Linked DNA regions of Homo sapiens: all the other regions are linked to region 4. A link is a contact called in ENCODE Hi-C or POLR2A ChIA-PET data. All regions are on one chromosome and are shown on one strand. Each heading gives the region's core, a stretch centred on a gene start or an enhancer-like site at or near the end of the contact. The rest is flanking DNA. Distances are from core to core; before and after follow the strand shown.

Evidence for each region. Hi-C counts contacts between places; a loop is a spot of excess contacts on that map. ChIA-PET counts read pairs that join two places held with the same protein, here RNA polymerase II (POLR2A). Pooled maps may share reads with other maps.
Region 1: a map with no recorded cell type shows a loop between it and region 4 (4-fold over the local background). The contact joins the enhancer-like site here to the promoter of SPEN in region 4. A Hi-C loop is called at or near these places in 3 of 37 single-sample maps with no recorded cell type and 4 of 50 pooled maps.
Region 2: a loop to region 4 is called in a map with no recorded cell type, with 11 times the contacts of the local background. The contact joins the promoter of CLCN6 here to the promoter of SPEN in region 4. A Hi-C loop is called at or near these places in 3 of 37 single-sample maps with no recorded cell type and 9 of 50 pooled maps. POLR2A ChIA-PET finds 5 or more read pairs at or near these places in 1 of 52 experiments (CD4-positive, alpha-beta T cell).
Region 3: a loop to region 4 is called in a pooled map, with 12 times the contacts of the local background. The contact joins the promoter of TNFRSF1B here to the promoter of SPEN in region 4. A Hi-C loop is called at or near these places in 1 of 37 single-sample maps with no recorded cell type and 8 of 50 pooled maps. POLR2A ChIA-PET finds 5 or more read pairs at or near these places in 1 of 52 experiments (GM10248).
Region 5: a map with no recorded cell type shows a loop between it and region 4 (5-fold over the local background). The contact joins the enhancer-like site here to the promoter of SPEN in region 4. A Hi-C loop is called at or near these places in 1 of 37 single-sample maps with no recorded cell type and 7 of 50 pooled maps. POLR2A ChIA-PET finds 5 or more read pairs at or near these places in 3 of 52 experiments (CD4-positive, alpha-beta T cell, PC-9 and activated CD4-positive, alpha-beta T cell).
Region 6: a pooled map shows a loop between it and region 4 (6-fold over the local background). The contact joins the promoter of MFN2 here to the promoter of SPEN in region 4. A Hi-C loop is called at or near these places in 1 of 50 pooled maps. POLR2A ChIA-PET finds 5 or more read pairs at or near these places in 2 of 52 experiments (CD8-positive, alpha-beta memory T cell and naive thymus-derived CD4-positive, alpha-beta T cell).
Region 7: a map with no recorded cell type shows a loop between it and region 4 (13-fold over the local background). The contact joins the promoter of TNFRSF8 here to the promoter of SPEN in region 4. A Hi-C loop is called at or near these places in 3 of 37 single-sample maps with no recorded cell type and 6 of 50 pooled maps. POLR2A ChIA-PET finds 5 or more read pairs at or near these places in 1 of 52 experiments (GM12878).

Annotation. Positions count from the first base shown.
Region 1 is chr1:12,038,783-12,041,835 of GRCh38, reverse strand. No RefSeq gene overlaps it. Among named protein-coding and RNA genes, the nearest start is that of MIR6729, 11 kb to the right of the region's middle. RefSeq lists enhancers at 1,048-1,117, 2,183-2,682 and a cis regulatory region at 2,465-3,053. Within about 2 kb of position 1,320, at least 3 of the 41 ENCODE cell types and tissues checked have a DNase peak (open chromatin) inside an H3K27ac peak, as active enhancers do.
Region 2 is chr1:11,804,941-11,807,986 of GRCh38, reverse strand. CLCN6 (chloride voltage-gated channel 6) reads right to left here and starts at 1,796. Exons shown (of 23, transcript NM_001286.5): 1 at 1,638-1,796; 2 at 797-856. The coding sequence starts at 1,724. It overlaps MTHFR (methylenetetrahydrofolate reductase), which reads left to right and starts at 2,023. Exons shown (of 12, transcript NM_005957.5): 1 at 2,023-2,099. RefSeq lists enhancers at 1,249-1,318, 1,769-1,848, 1,859-1,968, 1,166-2,151 and silencers at 1,499-1,548, 2,219-2,268, 2,289-2,338.
Region 3 is chr1:12,165,298-12,168,248 of GRCh38, reverse strand. It overlaps TNFRSF1B (TNF receptor superfamily member 1B), which reads right to left and starts at 1,258. Exons shown (of 10, transcript NM_001066.3): 1 at 1,080-1,258. The coding sequence starts at 1,157. MIR7846 (microRNA 7846) reads right to left here and starts at 1,306; the gene lies at 1,211-1,306. RefSeq lists an enhancer at 191-832 and silencers at 873-1,102, 1,113-1,422.
Region 4 is chr1:15,846,112-15,848,968 of GRCh38, reverse strand. SPEN (spen family transcriptional repressor) reads right to left here and starts at 1,262. Exons shown (of 15, transcript NM_015001.3): 1 at 819-1,262. The coding sequence starts at 901. It overlaps SPEN-AS1 (SPEN antisense RNA 1), which reads left to right and starts at 822. Exons shown (of 2, transcript NR_024279.1): 1 at 822-861. RefSeq lists silencers at 356-775, 956-1,525 and enhancers at 1,108-1,619, 1,620-2,132.
Region 5 is chr1:11,899,963-11,903,035 of GRCh38, reverse strand. No RefSeq gene overlaps it. Among named protein-coding and RNA genes, the nearest start is that of RNU5E-1, 6.7 kb to the left of the region's middle. Within about 2 kb of position 1,420, at least 3 of the 41 ENCODE cell types and tissues checked have a DNase peak (open chromatin) inside an H3K27ac peak, as active enhancers do; they include PC-9, where a contact is called at or near this core.
Region 6 is chr1:11,979,154-11,981,958 of GRCh38, reverse strand. MFN2 (mitofusin 2) reads right to left here and starts at 1,515. Exons shown (of 19, transcript NM_014874.4): 1 at 1,475-1,515. RefSeq lists silencers at 1,230-1,469, 1,640-1,899.
Region 7 is chr1:12,061,689-12,064,799 of GRCh38, reverse strand. TNFRSF8 (TNF receptor superfamily member 8) reads right to left here and starts at 1,497. Exons shown (of 15, transcript NM_001243.5): 1 at 1,139-1,497. The coding sequence starts at 1,201. RefSeq lists silencers at 1,105-1,234, 1,822-2,054.

The DNA.
Region 1 (3,053 bases), core at 71-2,570, 3.8 Mb after region 4:
TCTTACCCTGCAGGAGGAGTGGAATGGAGGTGTGGGTAACTGCCCCCATCCTGCTCTGTTCCCACACCGTGTCCTACAGAGTCCCTAGAGTTCCCAACCAAAGATTCCTGGAAGGGCCTGAGTGGTTTTCAGGCCTCTGACCCTCCCAGGCTTGGAGGCCCGCAGGGCCCTACTCCAGCACAGACACTGGGCCAGCGCCCTGTGTCCATCATTTCATGGAAGAATCACCTGAAACTTCCCCTGCTCCCACTCGGCTCATTCCTTACTGTGTATCTGGCCAGGTGGGGTGGACCCCTCTAGAGACAGGATCCTCATCTGCCAATATGCACACAGGCCCTGGTTTCAAATAATAATGTTGCACATTTATTAGGCCCAGTACTGCACTACGCATTTCATCTCCTGATCATCTAATTTCATCCTCTAAAAACCCCAACGCAGTAGGTAACATTCTTGGTTTTCTGGGTTTTTTTTTTTTGTTGTTGTTGTTTTGTTTTGTTTTGTTTTGTTTTTTGAGACAGGGTCTTGCTCTGTCACCCAGGCTGGAGTGCAGTAGCTCGACCGTGGCTCGCTGCAGCTTCCAACTCCTGGGCTCAAGTGATCCTCCTGCCTCAGCCTCCCAAGTGGCTGGAAACACAGGTTCGTGCCACCACACCTGGCTAATTTTTTAAATTCTTTTGTAGAGACAGGGGTCTCCCTATGTTGCCCAAGCCGGTCTCGAGCTCCTGGGCTCAAGCAATCCACCCACCTTGGCCTCCCAAAGTGTTGGCATTATAGGTGTGAGCCACGGTGCCTGGCCCAGTAGGTAGCATTCTAATCCCCATTCTACAGATGAGGAAACTGAGGCTCAGAGAAGCCCACTGACTTGTGCAGGAGCAGCAGCCAACACTGACCCCCAGGCTGAGGCTCCAGGTCCAGTGTTCTGCAACACACAGCTGGCACCTGGGGCTGCTTCCTCTCCTGGGTGAGCCTAAGTAGCAAATGTAAGAAGTTATGTTTGCTCATTTCTGCTTGAGTGGATTCACAAGCCGCTGGCTCTGTGACAATGGGCAGCTCTCTGGAGGGATGCTTTGAAGACAAAACAGAATAGAGCCCCATGTCTCTTGCGTGAGTCACTATATTCCTTGAAAGATAAATGGCCCCAGACTTGCTTTTTCCTACACATAAGATACCATCTGGTGGGGTTAGTGATTCTGCCTCCACAATCGATTCAGCAGATGTGCTTTAGTCATCTATAGCCAGATGTACTCTATACCCAAACCTCGATGTGATTTTGTACATATTACAGCTTCACCACCTGTACATAAACTGTGAACTGAAACTGCCAGAGCAGCTGATAGAACCCCTCCACAGGGCTGCTCTCAGGCAATAGGCTCGGTCTATAGTCCTGGTAAAACTTCTGAATAAAAAGAACTCTAAAGTTTTTGTTTTTTGTTTTTGAGACGGAGTTTCACTCTTGTTGCCCAGGCTGGAATGCAATGGTGTGATCTCAGCTCACTGCAACCTCTGCCTCCCGGGTTCAAGCGATTCTCCTCCCGCAGCCTCCCGAGTAGCTGACATTACAGGCATGTGCCACCACGCCCGGCTAATTTTGTATTTTTAGTAGAGACTGGGTTTCTCAATGTTGGTCAGACTGGTCTCGAACTCCTGACCTCAAGTGATCTGCCCACCTTGGCCTCCCAAAGTGCTGGGATTACAGGCTTGAGCCACCACGCCCGGCATTTTTATTTATTTATTTATTTTTAGACATGGTCTCACTCTGTTGCTCAGGCTGGAGTGCAGTGTTGTGATCACCACGCACTGCAGTCTCAGACTTCCCCGGGCTCAGGTGATCCTCCCACCTCAGCCTACCAAGTAGCTGGGAACCACAGATGTATGTCACCATGCCTGGCTAATTTTTTGTATTTTCAGTAGAGATGGGGTTTCATCTCTACATGTTGCCCAGGCTGCTCTTAAACTCCTGGGCTCGGGCAATCCACTGGCTTCAGCCTCCCAAATTACTGGGATTACAAGTGTGAGCTACCACACCCAGCCCGAACTCTAATTCTTCAGCTTTTTATTTTCTTTAGTTGACACCTGGCAAACTTCCACCATGGGAGTCAGGGGGTGTTTGTCAGAATTTGCTGGGAATGGGATGGGGGGCAGCTAGTTCTCCCTCGAGGCTGGGGTGTTCTGTAACCCTCAATCCTGGTGGACAGGAAGGGTTCCCCCACCAAATCTGAGGCCTGGGGAATTCTCAAAGCCCTCCCTCTCCCCTTCTCCACTGGCTGAGATGTCATGAGTCCTGGCTGGCCAAGAAAGGCTTCCTTGCCTCGGGAGCTGGAGGCCCAGGACACCTGGGTGCCTCTGGTATCCCATCAACAATGGTGGGGGATAGAGGAGGCAGGGCTGGGGGAAGCAGAGGGGTTTCTGCTGAGTTTCAGAGGCTGTGTTGCCAACTCTTAGCCACAGATAAAGAGGGCCAAAGAGAGTGTGGTCAGAGCTCAGCATGGTGATGGCATGACAGGGGATGTCCCCAAAGGCCACCCAAACCATCATCAGGCACTCTTATGCCACCCCAACTGATCACATCACGATCCTGTGGGCCCAGCTTCCTCTCAAAACTTCCTGCAAGGCTTCAGCCATCCACCCTCACAGCCTCAGCACTGGCCCCAGGGAGGGTCCTGCCCACCCACATCCCTCCTCCCTCCCTGTCCTCAGAGCCTCCATGCTAATGAAACTGGCAAGAAGGCTGCTGCCGGCATCTGCTCCCAGCAACAGCCCTTCCAGGAGCTGGGGGTGAAGGCCACTGGATCAAAGGACTCCATGCCCTGCTTCCATTCTCTCTTATCGTCCTGGGGAAGGCATGAGCTGGAGCAAACTCAGGGGGCAGGTTCCATTCCAGGCAACAGGATGGCATCAATCTTATGATGGAAGAGCTGATGACAGTCTTATCATTTCTCATAGCTCCCCTCCCCGTCAGACCACGTGCCCGGGTCTCTGCAGGTCGGATCTGGTTCACCTCTTCTTGGAGTTATCGCCCGTGTACAGATGACAAAACTGAGCTACATACAGAA
Region 2 (3,046 bases), core at 547-3,046, 4.0 Mb after region 4:
TGGAAGAGTGAGACTCTGTCAAAAAAAAGAAAAGGTTGTGGAAAATTACCTAATGATACAAAAAGTATAATAAAGGGGGTGAGTGGGACAGGTTAAAATAGATGATTTAGTGGAATCTCATTTTTGTTACTTAAAAAAAGCATGTATCATGTATATAAAAGCATGGGTAAGGATGTAGAAAGATACTTAGTAAGGTGTTAACAGTCATCTTTTAATGAATGGAGTTATAGGCTTTTCTCTACCTTCTTTATTACGTTTAAGAATTTAATGATAAAAAGTCACGCATGTTGTTTCACCCCAGCAGTGTTGGCTTTACTAAAAACACATACTCTAAGAATCCCATACATGAAAGGTGGAACTTAATCAAGAACATGTCAGAGAGAAGCTGCTTGAGCAAGAAAATATCTGAAAAGCAAGCTCTCCTAGAAGAGAAGCAAGGCCTCCTTAACAGTTTATAAGCACACACCTGTTAGGGGCACATACTGCCTGCCAGTGCCTTTCACTCTAAGTCTCTCTGTAAGCTGTAAAAGCAAACAGTTTAATGGCAAATACATACTCTATCCAGGTTAAGGTGCCACAGATTTATAAACGTGTAAAAACACCAGACCTTGTTTTGGGGTTAAGGTGAGAAAAGGGCTTGCTAAACAGTCTCTTTCCTAGAAGGAAGTTCTCTTACCCACTCACTCCCTGGGACAGAAGGTCAAAGAGCATCTCTGGTTGGAATCATAATGCTTCGGCCTGAAGTGACCAGGCCACTCACTACTTTAGTTGCCCAAGCAGTATCAAAGGAGCTCACCTCATAGTCTTTCCTTGGAAGAATCTCATCCTCCTCCTCCTGTGTTTCTCCAAGGATGGTCTAGAAAAACAGATCCGCAGAGGGAGCCTTTTTTAGTGGTTAGGAGTGGAAGGAGGCAGAAGTATTTACTGAAATCAGTGGCTAGCTTCTAAATCATCTGGAGCCATTATCAAATAGGAACCAGCCCTCAAAAAAAACCTTTCAGGGGTGAGGGACCATGTGGGTGAGGATCTACAGCCATCAGCTGAGCTCTTCATTTCCACTGATAGTCTCCAAATAACCACCCTCCTCTTCAGGACACCTCAAAGATGTCCAACGCCAGCTGAAAAGGGGGGTAAAAATGCAGGTTCCATTTGACAGTGTGACGTATCTGAAATCAGAAAGGACTTGTCAACTCTGGGAACACAACTCAAGTTTTCCCAGGATGCTTTGCAGGGGGAAGCTGGACTGTCAGTGACCCAGAAAGGGTGAGGGATAGAGTGAGAAAGGACTGGAGAAGCTAAAACAGCAGCATGATAAGCACAAAGTCCTGTGAGGAAGCTCATTCTGAAAACGCTTGTTTCATTCCAAACTCTTTTCAGATGGAAATAAAAGGAAACATGGGTGGGATTTACTGGAGCTGGCCTGGATTCTCCCTCAGATTCCAGGAGGGGTTATGAGAAAAGACCCCAGACTTAGGCACGTGAAGCAGGGTAGACGCTTCGAGAGCCCTGGCTGCGGTCCCCAGGCCCCACCCGCTGCCACCTGCGGGCCCAGATTGGCCCGGCCCCACCCCCGGCAACGCCTCTCTCAGTCCCTTAGCAACCGCCCCCTCCCCAGGCCGACTCCGCCGGCTTCTTACCAGCTCCTCGGGGGTGCGGGTCTCACGCTCACCGCAGCAGCAGCACCACCTGCAGCAGCAGCACAGAGACCCCCTGCACCCCGCCATCTTCCTCCTTTACTGCCACTCTGGACCCCTCTACCAACCCCCTCCCAGCCAGGATCTGCGCCTCACGTGACTGGCCCCGGGACGGTCACGTGGCCCTCTCGAGCTCTGGGACTGAGACCAGGAGTGGCTGCAGACGGGTGGGGCGAGGACTCGCGTCACATGACGATAAAGGCACGGCCTCCAACGAGACCTGTGGGCACGGCCATGTTGGGGGCGGGGCTTCCGGTCACCCGCGCCGGTGGTTTCCGCCCTGTAGGCCCGCCTCTCCAGCAACCTGACACCTGCGCCGCGCCCCTTCACTGCGTTCCCCGCCCCTGCAGCGGCCACAGTGGTGCGGCCGGCGGCCGAGCGTTCTGAGTCACCCGGGACTGGAGGGTGAGTGACGGCGAGGCCGGGGTCGCCGGGAGGGAGATCCTGGAGCCGGCAAACAACCTCCCGGGGGCAAGGACGTGCTTGTGGGCGGGGAGCGCTGGAGGCCGGCCTGCCTCTCTTCTTGGGGGGGGCTGCCGCCTCCCTTGCGCACCCTTCGCGGGATTAGTGTAACTCCCAATGGCTACCACTTCCAGCGACCGCCAACCCTCAAGCGAAGACTGACTTTGGCTCCCTGCCTGGACGGAGGGGCCCCTGAGCCAGGGGTGACGATCCCGCCCCTCTGACCGGCCCAGGCCCGTGTCCTCGCCCCCATCGGTGACTCAGTGACCTGGTGACTGGATTCTCGGCCACCTGGGCGCCGAGACGGCTTCCGGCTCCTGCCTTTTAAACCTGCCTCCCCGGCGATCACCTGGAGAAGAGCGCTGGGCCCGGGGCACTGCGGTCCCTGGCGCCCACTGCGTCCCGCTGCGCACGGGGGTCCGCCGGGACCTTTCTGGGAGTCGTAGGCTTAGTATCCCAGTGCTTGGCGCAGACTAGTTGTTCAGTAAGTGGCAGAGGCTTATTTTGAGAGAGTGGCAGCACCTGGCCCTTTGGCGCTCAGTGAATGTTGGCTATCACCGTGTGCCAAACTCTGGGGATACCCCAGGCAGGACACCGGTCCTGTCTCAGGGAACTGGGGAAAGAGAAAGGAGACAGGCCTTTTCACCCACAGTTACAACCCAGGGTGCTATGGGAGTCCAGCTGATAACGGATAAATCGTGGGAGTTGGCTTACAAATATGGCACATGCGTGGCATATACTAGGAATGCAATAAGTCTTTGAAAATCAGAGGGTTTACAGGTGGTTCAGCTTCCTCCTACTCTAGGTTCTGTTCCAGCAAGCAATTAACGAGGTGCGCCCTTAAACGCTGGAGGAAAGCCAACTGGCTGCTCTTGCTGTTACTCCTCCCC
Region 3 (2,951 bases), core at 9-2,508, 3.7 Mb after region 4:
TGTCAGATGGGGGCAGATGGGCCATGTGTCCATCAGGGGCGGCTCTGAGGAAGGATGAACGCCCACCTTCCCCGCAGCCTCAGGGCACAGGGGCCGAAGGCAGGAGAGGCCCCCTTTGGAGGAAGAGTTCCCCCCAGACCCTTCCATGAAATACAAGTTCTCTGAGCCTCAGTTTTCCTTCTCTAAAAAATGGTTTATCTTATCTTACCAAACCATGGAGACAGTAAAACAAAAATGGGGTTATCCTATGTTACCAGACCAGGAGACAGTCAAAAACAGGCAAAGGGTGCACAGTCCCTTGTACGCCCGTTGCTACTGTGGGAGTGACGTTCATATTGAATAGGAGCCCTAGGGTTTCTGCTGTCTCCATTTTCCTGCGGCCCCCGGAGACTTCATTTGCCTTGCTCGATTACCAGCCCAGACCTCCCTCGCTTGCCCTGTCCCCAGAGGCCGCAGAAAACAGACTCTGCAGTAGCCCCCGGACGCATCGGAGGAAGCAGACAGGCAGCTCGCCCTCCAGCTGTGCCCTCAGTGGACCTGACACACACCTGGTCCTGCTCTTCAGACACAGGACCCTGGTATTTCTAAGAAATCGGAAAACCGTCGCCCAGAGGAAAAGGAAGTCTTTTGAAGAGGGTGCCCGGCGTGGGCAGTGGGGCAGCGCCCCGGCACAGCCCCTTCTCCACCGCGTGGGAGGGAAGGGCTGTCGCGGCAGTCGCCGGGGTGAGGGAAGAGGGGTCCCGGGTCTAGCGGGGGTCTGCCCAGGACCCGCTGCTCAGCCCCAAATGCCCCGGCCTGCGCTCGCGGAGGAACCAGGGTGCGCCCCTGTCACGACGCGGGTAAGAGGGGCTTCGGGGGCCAGAGTTGTGCCCCGAGCGCACGTGTGCCGGGCCCGGAGTCCCCAGCGGGTCCCCAGAGGCGCGCGTGTCTGATGCGGATGGGGGGCGGCGACTGGGACTCCCAGCCTCCCAGCCCGTGACAGCGCCCCGGGAGAGCGCGGCCCGGGCACCCGAAGGCTGCGCACCAGCCGGGTGGACATGCGGGGCGGCTGTCCCCCGTGGGCCGCGCGAGTCACCCACCTGGGCGGGCAAGGCGTGCGCCGCAGCCCAGAGCTCCAGTCCGACGGCCAGCGCGGCCCAGACGGCGACGGGCGCCATGGGTGCGGGCGGGGTCCGGTTGCCCCCTGCCCTCGCGCCCTCGCGCCCTCGCAGCCCAGCGCCTTCTCTCCAGGCTCCGCTGCGCTCGCTAGCCCTCGACTGAAAGCGAAAGCCCGCGCCCCAGCGGGCCAGAGGCCAGGCGGCGGGGCGGGGCGGGGCCAGCCGGCCTTGGACACGCCTCCCCCACGCCCCTCCCCAGACGCTGCTGGGCCTCCGACCCGACCACTCCAGCATCGCTGGGCCGATACCTCCAGCGTCACTCCCAGCACTCGGGTGACCCCTCAACCTCCTCCTATCGTCCCCTCCTCTTCGAATCACCATCTCCACCTGCCCGGCCTCCACCTGCCCGGCCTCCACCTGCCCTCCCAGCTCCCACAGGCTTCCCTGTCCCGTGAGGGTGAGGCACTAATTTGGAAAAACATCCCCCAAAGCTGACAGCTGCTTTAGGGGAACCAAGAGAATTCTAGATCATTCACTTATTTAGACTCTATTTTAAATATATTTAATTCTTATTTTTTAATTTTTTTTGAGACAAGGTCTCACTCTTTCACCCATAGCTCACTGCAGCCTCCAACTCCTGCGCTCAAGCGATCCTCCCACCTCAGCCTCCCGAGTAGCTGGGACTACAGGCTCGGGCCACCATGCTAGGCTGATTTCTTTATAGAGATGGGGTTTCGCCATGTTGTCCAGGCTGGTCTCGAACTCCTGAGCTCACGTGTTCTTCCCACCCTCAAGTGATCTTCCCGCCTCTGGCCTCCCAAGGTGCTGGGATTATAGGTGTGAGCCACTGCACTCGGCCTGTTTAGACTCTAGAGCCAGACCACCTGGGTCTGGATCTCTGAACTGACCTCATAGGACTATTCTAAAAATTTAAAGATATGTAATATACATAATGCAGTCTGTACTTTATATATACTTAAGTAAGTATCTACATATATAACAATAGGCATTTATAAATCTTGGCTGTTGTTACTACTCTTCGCGTGTTCATTTATCCTTAAACACGCATCCAGCCTTCTCACAGGGAGAAGACTCTGCACTTCCCTGCTCAAGTCTCCTGCCCAGGCAGGGGGCAGATGAACAGAGGCTGGGAGAGAATGTCACCAGGGAAGCTGCAGGGCCCTGAGGGGCTGCTGAGACCAGGCCCAGGAGAGCTGGCTTCCCCAGGATTTACATCATGACCGAGCACCCATTCCAGCTGCAATCTGTCCCCCCATCCCCACTTTGAGTGCCAGCCCTAATACAGGGCCAGCCCTGCGGGGCCAGAGCACATTCCTCCAGCCCTGGATTACGGGGGTCCTAGCCCCCAGCACATAGGGCATTTCTAAGGGTTGGGGTGGGCTGGGTGGCAGGAGGCTATTCTGTTCCCTGTTTCCTCACTGCAGGCTGCCTGAAGAGGTACAGAGACCCTTGCTCCCGGCCACCAGCCCCACAGTGGAGCCTGCAAGGATGGTGCTTCTAGGTGCTGAGTGCTGAGTGAGAAACTGGGAAGTGACTCCCTGGGGATGGAAAACCCCACCTCCTGACCAGGAGGCTGGGAAATCACCTGGTTTCCACATGTTTCTGTGACATGGACCACGCTGAGGGTGTGGCTGGTATGACCCACAGCCTTAACTCTGCAGAGCCGCTGGACAGACATGCAGAGCTCTTCTGGCCCTTATGAGAATGCCTAGGAGCAGCTCCAAGGACTCCTTGATCCCTAAAATAGAGCTGAAGGCAGGAGGGAGATGTCACCTCGTGGAAGCAGGGGACAATAGTTCTCTCTAGTTGTCCCCCACACACCTCAAGACCAAT
Region 4 (2,857 bases), core at 13-2,512:
AAAAGGTTTGGAATGTTTTACCGTTTGATTCGGGAATTCAGGGGTGGGGGGCACCAGGGTCTTAGGGCGGCCTGGGAGTGCGACCCGAGGCTACGGGCGCCGGGGCTAGCAACCTCCTGTCAGACGCGGTCTCCTCCGCCGGGGACGAGGAAGCCCAAACGGGCGCACCAACTTATTTCACACCACTCTCCACCCAGCCCCGCAAAAACGAGAAACGTTTGCCATTCCCAGTGAGTTTCAAGGCTGCAAATCCTCCGGAGAGGTCCTAGATGGTCTCTCCGGGTCCGCGACGCGACCACAGTACCTACTGCGACTTCTGTTTTCGCACCGCCTTTCCCTTCGCACGGAACCCTCCCGAAGTCAGACATTGCCGAGCGCCCGCAGAGCAGCTTGGAGTGGCGGCGCCGGACCCGGCTGTCGGGCGGGCTCGGGTCCCGGCTGCTCCGGGCCGGGCACTGCGCGCAAGGACGCGACCCCGCCGCCCAGCGCATCTCCCACCGACTCCCGGGCTGACGCGAGGGCAGCCCCGGGGCGCCGGCTGCGTGGAGGCCGAGCCTCGGTCACCTCCCTCGTCACGGACGCGGCCGCCGGGGCCCCGCGGGCTCTTCGAAGGCGGCGCGGCTTGGCCGCCCGCACCGCCGACACCCGAGGCCCAACGCCGCGACGCGGGCCGAGCGGCTGACGAGGTCCCACAGCGCCCGTGGGTCCGGGCCGGAGTCCTCCTCACCAGCTCCGCGCTCCGGGAGGGGCCGGCAACGGGCCGGGGCGGGAAGCGGCGCCCGAGGAGCGAGCGCGGCCGCGGGCCTCGTGTCACTCACCGTTTGAAATGCTCGATGATCTTCTCTTCCCGCACGTTCTCGGGTAAGTTGCCCACCCAGAGATGCCTGGTTTCCCGGACCATGCTGGGCGGCGTGCCGGCGACCGCCGCTGCTGGCTCCCCCTCGCCGGCTTCGTACGAGACCGTCAGCGCCGGGAGGCGGGTGCCGGGGCGGCGGCGGCGGCGGCTGCGGCGGTGGCGTCGGCAGCGGCGGCGGCTCCTCCGGCTCCCCCCCGTGCAGAGACCATCCCTCTCCCCCAGGTTCTGACTCTCGGGCCTCGCAGCTCAGCTCTGCCGCCACCACACACCCGAAGCCGACCCTCGCGCTCCGGCAGCGCATGCGCCCGGGCAGGGGCGGGCGGGGGAGCGGGAGGAGGGGCGAGCGGGACACGGGCGGCAGCGACTACGACGGAGCTGGCGCTGTGGCAGCCGGACGCTTCCCACTGGCGCGCGCGGCCCGACTCCCGCCGCCGCACTGCCTCCCCCTCGCCGCGGGCGCGCGCGCGTCCTCCCGCCTGCCAAGGCGGAGAAGCTGAGTTCCTCCCAGCCGGCGCGCAGGCGCGCGGACCGGGCGACGAAGTGAGGGACTACAGGCGGGGAAGGAACGCTCGCGCGCTCGGCCCCGGTGCGCAGGCGCGCAGCTGCTAGTGGAGTCCCGCTGCTTGGCGGGCTCTCGGTCGGGTTCCCGCGCCGGGCAAGGGGCGGCTGAGGAAGCAGGAGCGGTCTTTAGCCCCTCCAGCGGCAACCCCAGGCCCCGGCCTGGTGGAAGATATGAAGAGAAATGCAATTGGTTTCCACAGGGCTACGGGTCAAAGCGGCTGCCAAGGCCTGTCCCCTAGAAGTCAGGACCCCTTCGTCCTCCGCTCACCTGGCGGCCAGCTCCTGGCGTTTCCGGACACTTAGATTCCTGCCTGCTTGGGAAAGCGATCAGAAAAAGGTTGCCCTTCTCACCGCTCTGCTGAACAGCGACGGCTTCAGAAACGCATCCCATCCAAGAGTCACTGGCTTGTAACATGAAGCAACTTTTTTTTTTTTAATACGGGGTCTCGCTCTGTTGCCCAGGCTGCTGGAGTGCAGTGGCACGGTCTCGGCTCACTGCAATCTCCGCCTCCCAGACTCAAGCGATTCTCCTGCCTCAGCCTCCCAAGTAGCTGGGATTACAAGCACCCGCAACCACACCTGGCTAATTTTTGTATTTTTATTAGAGACAGGGTTTCACCATGTAGGCCAGGCTGGTCTTGAACTCCTGACCTCAGGTGATCCGCCCGCCTCGGCCTCCTAAAGTACTGGGAGTACAGGCGGGAGTCACTGCACCTGGCCTAAGCAACTTTTTTATATAGAATCTTGCGAAACCGTTTGCAAGATACCCTTGCTGATCGCTGTGGTATAGAAGGAATAAAACGGAAATGAGACAGGAATCCAATATTGTTCCCCTCAGACCATAATTTAATATTTAAACAGAGAAAGGAATTAGACCTCTGGCCTTTCCAGGCCTAAGAGCTTTTGAAACCTACAGTTGAACTTTCTTTTTTTTTTTTTTTCCTTTGAGACGGAGTTTTGCTTTTGTTGCCCAGGCTGGAGTGCAATGGTGTGTTCTCGGCTTACTGCAACCTCTGTCTCCTGGGTTCAAGCGATTCTCCTGCTTCAGCCTCCTGAGTAGCTGGGATTACAGGCATGCGCCACCATGCCCGGCTAATTTTTGTATTTTTAGTAGAGACAGTTTCTCTGTGTTGGTCAAGCTGGCCTCGAACTCACAACCTCAGGTAATCCACCCGCCTCAAGCCTCCCAAAGTGCTGGGATTACAGGCTTGAGCCACCACGCCCAGCCTCTTTTTTTTTTTTTTTCCTGAGACCAAGTTTCACTCTTGTTAGCCAAGCTGGGGCACAATGGCGCTGTCTCAGCTCACTGCAACCTCCGCCTCCCAGGTTCAAGCGATTCTCCTGCGTCAGCCTTCCGAGTAGCTGGAATTACAGGCGCGCACCACCACACCAGGCTAGTTTTTTGTATTCTTAGTAAAGACGGGGTTTCACCATGTTGGC
Region 5 (3,073 bases), core at 171-2,670, 3.9 Mb after region 4:
TTGGCCAGACTGGTCTCGAGATCCTGACCTCAGGTGATCCACCTGCCTGGGCCTCCCAGAGTGCTGGGATTACAGGCATGAGCCACCACGCCTGGCACACACTTTTTTTTTTTTCTTTTGAGACGGAGTCTCGCTCTGTTCCCCAGGCTGTAGTGCATTGGCAAGATCTTGGCTTACTGCAACCTTCAACCCGCTGGGTTCAAGCAATTCTCCTGCCTCAGCCTCCTGAGTAGCTGGGATTACAGATGTGTGCCATCATGCCTGGGGAATTTTTGTATTTTTAGTAGAGACAGGGTTTCACCATGTTGGCCAGGCTGGTCTCAAACTCCTGACCGCAAGTGATCTGCCCGCCTCAGCCTCCCAAAGTGCTCGGTTTACAGGCATGAGCCACCATGCCTGGCCTGAAACTTCTACTTTTAAAAGTAGAGCTTCAAATCCAGCTCCATAGAGCATGGAATTGCGGAATCAGGGTACTTGAATAAAGTCTGAATCTCAGCCAAAGCCAGGGAGATTTGAAACCCAAGAGAAAATGCCAGGAAGCCCCGCTAGCTCTGATGAGGTCAGACGAGTGAAAGCTGTTCCTGCGGGTACCAAAGCTCAGAATGTTGGCAAAGCAGCATGGATTGTGGGAGGCTTGCCTTGGGTCCCATCTGTGGGTCACCAAAATGTCAACCTAAAATCATCAAAAGGGTTAGAATCTAATTTAAAGAGTGTTTATTCAAGCACAAAGTGTGAGGATGGACAATTCGGAAACACCAACTCCAAAGGAATGGTCAGCGTTCTAAAGTAGACAGAGACAGGGGAGTTTTTAGCAGGATTATAGCATTTTTCTTTTTCTTTTCTTTTCTTTTTTCTTTCTTTCTTTCTTTTTTTTTTTTTTTTTGAGACGGAGTCTCGCTCTGTCACCCAGGCTGGAGTACAGTGGTGTGATCTCGGCTCACTGCAACCTCCACCTCTCGGGTTCAAGTGATTCTCCTGCCTCAGCCTCCCAAGTAGCTGGGATTACAGGCACCCGCCACCACGCCCGGCTAATTTTTGAATTTTTAGTAGAGACGGGGTTTCACCATGTTGGTCAGGCTGGTCTCAAACTCCTGACCTCGTGATCCACCCACCTCGGCCTCCCAAAGTGCTGAGATTACAGGTGTGAAGCACTGCACCTGGCCATTCTTTTTTTTTTTTTTTTTTTGGCAGAGTCTCACTCTGTCACCCAGGTTGGAGTGCAGTGGTGTGATCTCGGCTCACTGCAACCTGCATCTCCTGAGTTCAAGAGATTCTCCTGCCTCAGCCTCTTGAGTAGCCACCACGCCCGGCTCATTTTTGTGTTTTTAGTAGAGATGGGGTTTCACCATGTTGGCCAGGCTGGTGTCGAATTCCTGACCTCAGGTGATCCTCCCGCCTCGGCCTTCCAGCACAGCTATAGGCGTGAGTCACTGTGCCCAGCCTCTTTTTTTTTTTTGAGATGGAGTTCGCTCTGTCACCCAGGCTGGAGTGCAGTGGTGTGATCATAGCTCACTGGAGCCTCAACTTCGCTGGCTCAGGTGATTCTCCCACCACAGCCTCCTGAGTAGCTGGGACTAGAGGCACTCATGCCACCATACTGGCTAATTTTTTGTATTTTTTGCAGAGACGGGGTTTTTCCATGTTGCCCAGGCTGGTCTTGAACCCCTGGGCTCAAGCCATCCGCTAGCCTCGGCCTCCTGAAGTGCTGGGATTACAGGTGTGAGCCACCATGCCGAGCCTTTAAAAAGTTACCGTAAATATATTTGACATTTTGAAATTCTGTGTGTCAAAAATAATCAAGCAAAAAGGTGAGCCTCCCACCAGAATCATACTTGCAATACACCAAAGGGTTAACAATTGTACTATATCAAAAAGCCTTACAAATTAATGAGATAAAGCTGGGTGCGGTGGCTCACGCTTGTAATCCCAGACCTTTGGGAGTCTGAAGAGGGCAGATGGCTTCAGCCCAGGAGTTCAAGACCAACCTGGGCAATGTGGTGAAACCCTGTATCTAAGAAAAAAAAAAAAAGAAAAATTAATGGGATCAATACTAAACTGCAATAGAAAATCATTGATAGTAGAGAGAAAAATTTTCCAGAAGAAATGTACATGTCTAATAAATATGTGAAAACCTGTTTGGTCTTACTAGTAATCAGAGGACTCCAAATACAAGCAACTCTGTATGTCACGTCCCATCTATTACATTAGCAAATACTTTTAAAATATAAAATTCAGAGGCAGCCATGTTACAGTGAAACAGGAACGCAGATGCCACAGGTAGAAATAGGAACTGGCCCAATCTTACTAAAATGTCACTTGATGATATGTATCAAGAGCCCTAAAAAAAGTGTTTTTTGAGACACAGTTTCTCTCTGTTGCCCAGGTGGGAGTGCAGTGGTGCGATCTTGGCTCACTGCAGCTTCTGCCTCCAAGGTTCAAGCAGTTCTCGTGCCTCCGTCTCCTGAGTAGCTGAGACTGCAGGTGTGTGCCACCATGCCTGGCTAATTTTTGTATTTTTAGTAGAGACAGGGTTTCACCATGTTGCTCAGACTGGTCTTGAACTCCTGGCCCCAAGTGATCCACCCACCTCAGCCTCCCAAAGTACTAGGATTACAGGTGTGAGCCACCGCGCCCAGCCTAACAAAAGTATTTTAACAGTTAATATATGTCAAGCCAATAATTTCACATGTGGGAATACATCCTAAGGAAACAGAAATGTACAAAAATGTGTGCAAAGAAACACACTTTTTTTTTTTTTTGAGACAGAGTCTCATTCTGTCGCTCAGGATGGAGTACAGTAGTACAATCTCAGCTCAACCTCCACCTCCTGGGTTCAAGTGATTCTCCTGCCTCAGCCTCCTGAGTAGCTGGGATTACAGGCATTCGCCACCACGCCCGGTGAAATTTTTTTTTTTTTGAGACAGAGTCTTGCTCTGTTGTCCAGGCTAGAGTGCAGTGGCACTATCTCGGCTCACTGCAACCTCCACCTCCCAGGTTCAAGCGATTCTCCTGCCTCAGTCTCCTGAGTAGCTAGGATTACAGGCACCAGCCACCATGCCCGGCTCATTTTTTT
Region 6 (2,805 bases), core at 266-2,765, 3.9 Mb after region 4:
AGAAAAGGGAGATGGATCCGGTGTCCAAAAAAAAAAAACACTGGTGTACAAAACATGTCTAATCAGGTTTCAAGCCAAACAAACTCATCCCTGAGGGAAGCTTACTCATTGAGGTATTGGGGAGTTGCGCTGGCATGTGAGGAAGTGCCCTGGGGAAAAAAACGCAGAGGTGTGGGACCAATCCTGACTGTGCACACGTATTCCGCCATGTGCGGGTTTGAGGCACCACGGAGGTCCCTGCAGGAGCCCTGGGAAAGGTACATCCAGAGAGGGGAGAAGAGGACAGAGCAAAACTAGGAACAAAACTGGGCTTGAGGACTGTGGAACAGCTGACTATTGAGGAACAGAAGAACTGACTGAAAGCCAATGTGTTCAGCTACTGTAAAGTATCTCACTTAATTCTCTATTCTGTGGGACAGAGGGCTGGAATACTTGAAGATTTGTCTAAGCTGGGATCTGAAATATTAGCTCCCTTTGACTCCAAAGCTCCTGGAGTGCAGCAGCGCGATCTCGGCTCAACCTCCGCCTCCCGGGTTCAAGCGATTCTCCTGCCTCAGCCTCCTGAGTAGATGGGATTACAGGCGTGTGCCAGCAAGCCCGGCTAGTTTTTGGTTTTAGCACAGACGGGGTTTCACCATGTTGGCCAGGCTGGTCTCCAACTCCTGACCTCAGGTGATCCGCCCGCCTCAGCCTCCCAAAGTGCTGGGATTACAGGTGTGATCCACTGCGACCGGCCTCCTTCCTTTTTTAACTACATTGAGCTGCCTTCCTCCCCCAAGCCCCAAACCTTGGGACACCAGAGGCGGATAACCAGAGCCCTTTTCTGGGTAGAAAAGAGATAACCAGAGCCCTTTTCTGGGTAGAAGAGAGAGAGATGATTGAGAATTTAAAGAGGGCAATGAAGGATTACGAGAGGGGGTAACGGGCAGTTCTGCCTTCGTGCGTCTTAACAGCTATTTATTCAACATTTTCTGTGTGCCTTCTCTGTGTGTGTCAGGCGCCACGTTAGAAATGGATAAGAAACAGTCCTGCCCTCCAGGGCCTTACAGTCCGGTGAGAAGTCATATAAGTAAACAGGGCTGAACGAGAAGGCAGTAACTGCCCAAAGTGGGGATGGCAGGGCGCTCCCGCGGTGAACGTGGACACCTATCAGGTGCTGAGTAAATGCTGGCAAAATGAAGACAGGATGAAAAATAGAGAAGGGGCAGGGGTAGAACATGGCCGTGAAGGGTGGAAAGGCGGGGGCGATGAGAAGCTACAGGGGACCCCACCGACCAGTCCCAGGTCCCGTGGCCCGCCCCCTCCTCTCAGGGCCGGGGAGGGCCCGGCGGCGAGGCCGGAGAGTGGGGACCCCGCTTGACTGCATCCCAGACCCCCGTGGCCCCAGAATCCCGTCGGCCCACGCCGAGCTGCTCAGGACTCGCCGGGCCGGGCCGGGCCAGTCCCCGCCACCCCGGCTTGCTCGCCCTCTCACCTTCACCTTCCCGGCCTCGCGGCGGCCATCACACTCACTACGTCACCAGCGAGCGCCACCCCAGGGGGAGGCGGGAGGAGGGAAGTGGATAAGCGCGTCACCAGTCGCCTCAGATTGCCCCTCGACCCGGGTGAGCTGGTGGACCCTGAGCCCAGCCGGCTCGCCCCGCCTACTCCTTACGCCTCTGCTGCCCCGCGACTCGGCGCTTCGAGCGGCGTCTCAGCGCGCCACTCCTCCGCGCGCCACTCCTCCGCCGGCGCGTCCCAAGCGGACGACGCAGAGGCTCGGACTCCCACTGCATCATGGGGGCTGTAGTTCCGGTGGGCGTCGGCCGGAGCTGGGGGGGCGGGGCAAAGCGGGGCGGAGCCTCAAGCTGTCAAGGGGCGAAAAACCAAGGGCGTGGAGTAGAGGTTCCCGCTTTTTCGCCGGTTGTCCTAGAGCCTGACCCTGGGGCCTCTGCCAGCTCTGGAATCCAGATTTGCATTCTGTAATCTTAGAGGAGTGTTCTCTAGAGGGCCAGGCCTAGGGTGAAGTGACTCATCGGGCAGACAGAAGCGAGCATGGGCCTGCTGCCCTTCAGTCGCCTTTGAGGAAAGAAGAGCAGCAACAACGGCGAATCAATGCCAGTGACTGAACTGCGTCTCTAACATCCACCGCTGTATTTAACGTCCACAGCAGTCCCAGGAGAGGGAGAGGAGAGGTTACCCAAGCTCACATGGTTACCCAGATCACCGGGCCCCAGTGATGCGGCAGACACTACTAGGAAACCGCAGCAAACAGATCCCTTGCAGGACTTGGCCTCCGCAGAGAAGGCTCCAAGCCTGAGCGCGCCAGAACAGTAGGCACTAGCCACGTGTGGCTCTCGAGTCCTGAGCCAGTGCAAACGGAGATGCGCTATAAGACTTAGGACAAAAAAGGCTGTTAAACTATCTCAATTTTTAGGAAAAAAAAATATCGACCGGGCGCGGTGGCTCAAGCCTGTAATTCCAGCATTTTAGGAGGGCGAGGCGGGTGCATCGGGAGTTCAAGACCAGCCTGGCCAACATGGTGAAACCCCGTCTGTACTAAAAATACAAAAATTAGCCAGGCATGATAGTGCACTCGGGAGGAAGAGGCAGGAGAATCGCTTGAACACGGGCGGTGGAGGTTGCAGTGAGCCGAGATCATGCCACTGCACTCCAGCCTGGGCAACAGAGACTCCGTCTCAAAAAAGAAAAAAAAAATCTATCTTTGAGCCAGAGTCTCACTCTCACTCAAGCTGGAGTGCAGTGGTGCAATCACGGCTCACTGCAGCCTCGAACTCCTGGGCTCAAGTAATCCTCCCACCTCAC
Region 7 (3,111 bases), core at 248-2,747, 3.8 Mb after region 4:
CTTTGTCCCCTCTGCCCTCTTGGGGGGAAAGGGGGAATACCTCACATTGCCCATTGGAAATGGAAGAGGGCATAGTTCCTCCTTTGCTGCATAGTTCCTCCCTCCTGCCTAAAGCCCACTCTGCCACTCTCCTCCCACTGCCTAAGGTTCAGATGACTAGAATTGATCCATAGCATGGAGTCCTCTCTTCCTGTAGGATTAAAGGGGAACTGGGTCTTCCCTCTCCCCCACCGTGACCCACCGCTGGACTAACAGCCTGCTCCTTCCTTTCCCTCTGTATCATTCAGCAGGCATCCACTCGCACCTACTATGGTTCTATGCAGGGGTCCACCGGGGTCCTGGGTCAGCTGAGGGCCTCTCTCTCCAGCAGCCCCTGGGCTCCGTGAAACACGCCTGGTTACTTTGCATTCTCCCCACAGTGATTAATTTGGCGCTGGCCACTGGTAAGTGCTCAGTTTTCCTAAAGCAGTCCCCAAACTCAATTCTGAGGCAACCCACCATAGACTTCAGCCCCACCACTGACCTTCTTCCAGGGGCAAATGCCCACCACGTGCTCCAGCGAATTCAATCCACAGCGTTGCTTTGCCGGACGCGGATTGGGGAAGCTAATCCCGGTGGTCCTGCACCCTCACCCCACTCTCACCCACAGCCAACTCTCCCTCCTTTCCTTGACCCTCCAGCCAGTGGCCAGCTTAGGAAGGGGGCAAACGGGACCGCGCACACAACAGGGTAGAGCGCGGACGACCAACCTCCCATGGCTAAGGGAGGCCCCATCTGGCCTGCCCACTACTCCCACGGCCTCACCTGATCTGCCCAGGACCCCGACGGGCCCGCAGGTAGGCGGGCTAAAGAGCGCCTCCCGCGTATGGCAGTGCTCTCAGTCCAATTCACACTGAATGAATGAATCAGTCCCAGCCATCGCGGGGTGAGAAGGAGGCGCCCCCCACCACTAGCCCTTCAGCCAGCCTCCCACCTGTGGGTGCTAGCATATTCCGGTGTTCCTGCTTGTCACCCGCGCCCCCTCACTCCAGCTGGGCAGGGAACGGGGTGAGGAGTGTCCTCCCTTGCGTCCCACGCACCCCACACTGTCCGGGCTCTGGACCGCCGGCACCTCCCCAGGCGCCCGTCACCCGCTTACCTGTGGGAAGGCTCGTAGCGCCCCCAGGAACAGCAGTCCCAGCGCGGCGAGGAGGACGCGCATCCCCGGGGCCGGACGTGAGGTGGCCTGGCGGCCGGCGCCCACCTGGGAAGCGGGGGAAGCGCGCGGCGCCCACGTGCGGTCCCGGCGGTTCTCAGCCGCGCGCGTGGACTTCAGGCTCCAGCACACTCCCGCCGCGGCCACCTAGTCCGCACCCAACGCACGCCGCGAAGTCACTTCAAAAGTGGTTGTTCCTCCGAGGTTTCAGCCTTAGTTCTCCCGTATCAAATTGGTTCCAGGAACACTTAGCTACAAGCAGCGAAGAAAAAAGGGGGCAAACACGTGCAGAGATGACTCAGGAAAAGGCACACTAGGAGACGCCTCCCTTAGCTGTTTGAATGGCCCGCCCCGGATTTGACGGAACTAGTGGTCCTGGCTCTAGGGAGTGTGCTGCCCGCCGCACCTGGGCTGCGGGGAGCGGAGGCAGGCAGCTTCTGGCCCTGGAGGTGGGGACTCACAGGATATTAGGAGGCCCCAAGGGGGTTCCAATGCCCCCACCTCCACTCCTGCCCCAAGAAACGGTGAAATGTGAGTAGTTTCCTGTCCCTGACACGATCAGCCAGGACCTTCTCCCATGCCCTTGAGATTCTTTGGAAGGGACAACTGGCCTAGGGAGACTGCAGAAAAAGCAACCATCACCCACCCATCCCCATTCATAAGCATTTGCTGTAAAATGAATCAGTGAGTGGATGATAAATTGGTGGATGGATGGATGGATGGATGGATGCATAGGTGGATGGATGGATGGATGGATGGATGGATGGATGGATGGATGGATGCATAAGTGGATGGATGGATGGATGGATGGATGGATGGATGGATGGATGGATGCATAGGTGGATGGATGGATGGATGGATGGATGGATGGATGGATGGATGGATGCATAAGTGGATGGATGGATGGATGGATGGATGGATGCATAAGTGGATGGATGGATGGATGGATGGATGGGTGAGCAGCAGGTGAGTGGGTAAATGGGTGGGTGGATGGGTGGATGGATGGATGCATAGATGGATGGATGGATGGATGCATAGGTGGATGGATGGATGGATGGATGGATGGATGGATGCATAAGTGGATGGATGGATGGATGGATGGATGGATGGATGGATGGATGGATGGATGCATAGGTGGATGGATGGATGGATGGATGGATGGATGGATGGATGGATGCATAAGTGGATGGATGGATGCATAAGTGGATGGATGGATGGATGGATGGATGGATGGATGGATGGATGGGTGAGCAGCAGGTGAGTGGGTAAATGGGTGGGTGGATGGGTGGATGGATGGATGCATAGATGGATGGATGGATGGATGCATAGGTGGATGGATGGATGGATGGATGAGCAGCAGGTGAGTGGGTAAATGGGTGGGTGGATTGGTAGATGGATGGACTGAATGTTGGAGGAACTGATGGATGGTATAGATCATTTTATTTCCCTGAGGCCTGACCCTTTAGAGTTTTCTTCCTGGAGGAGGCGGCTGGCACTCTCTCCTAACAGAAATGATTCAAGCCTCCTCGTACTATGTTCTCATTTGCTGGTGAATGATTTTCCCTTCCAGTGCTTCCCCATCCCCTGGGTTTTCTCTTTGCTCCTTTTATTCCACATTCCGTGTGTCTGTGTTGAGCATCTGCTGGGTGGGCCACAGGTCAAGGGTTCTTTTGACTGATTTTGTTTGGTTTTCAGATGTGAAAGCCAAGGCTCAGAAATAGGCAGGCAGTCCTAGGTGCTCTAATTAAGGGTGGGCCAGTTATTTTCCCTGAGCCCAGAATAGCCTAAGGATACTCTGGCTTCTGTGTCTACCTTGATCTGTCCTGCGAGGTACCAGGCCTCCATCAGGTGAAGGCCCTATAGGGTAGGAGTGATAACCTCCCACCAGGAACTTCCCAGCAAGGTCTCCACAACTG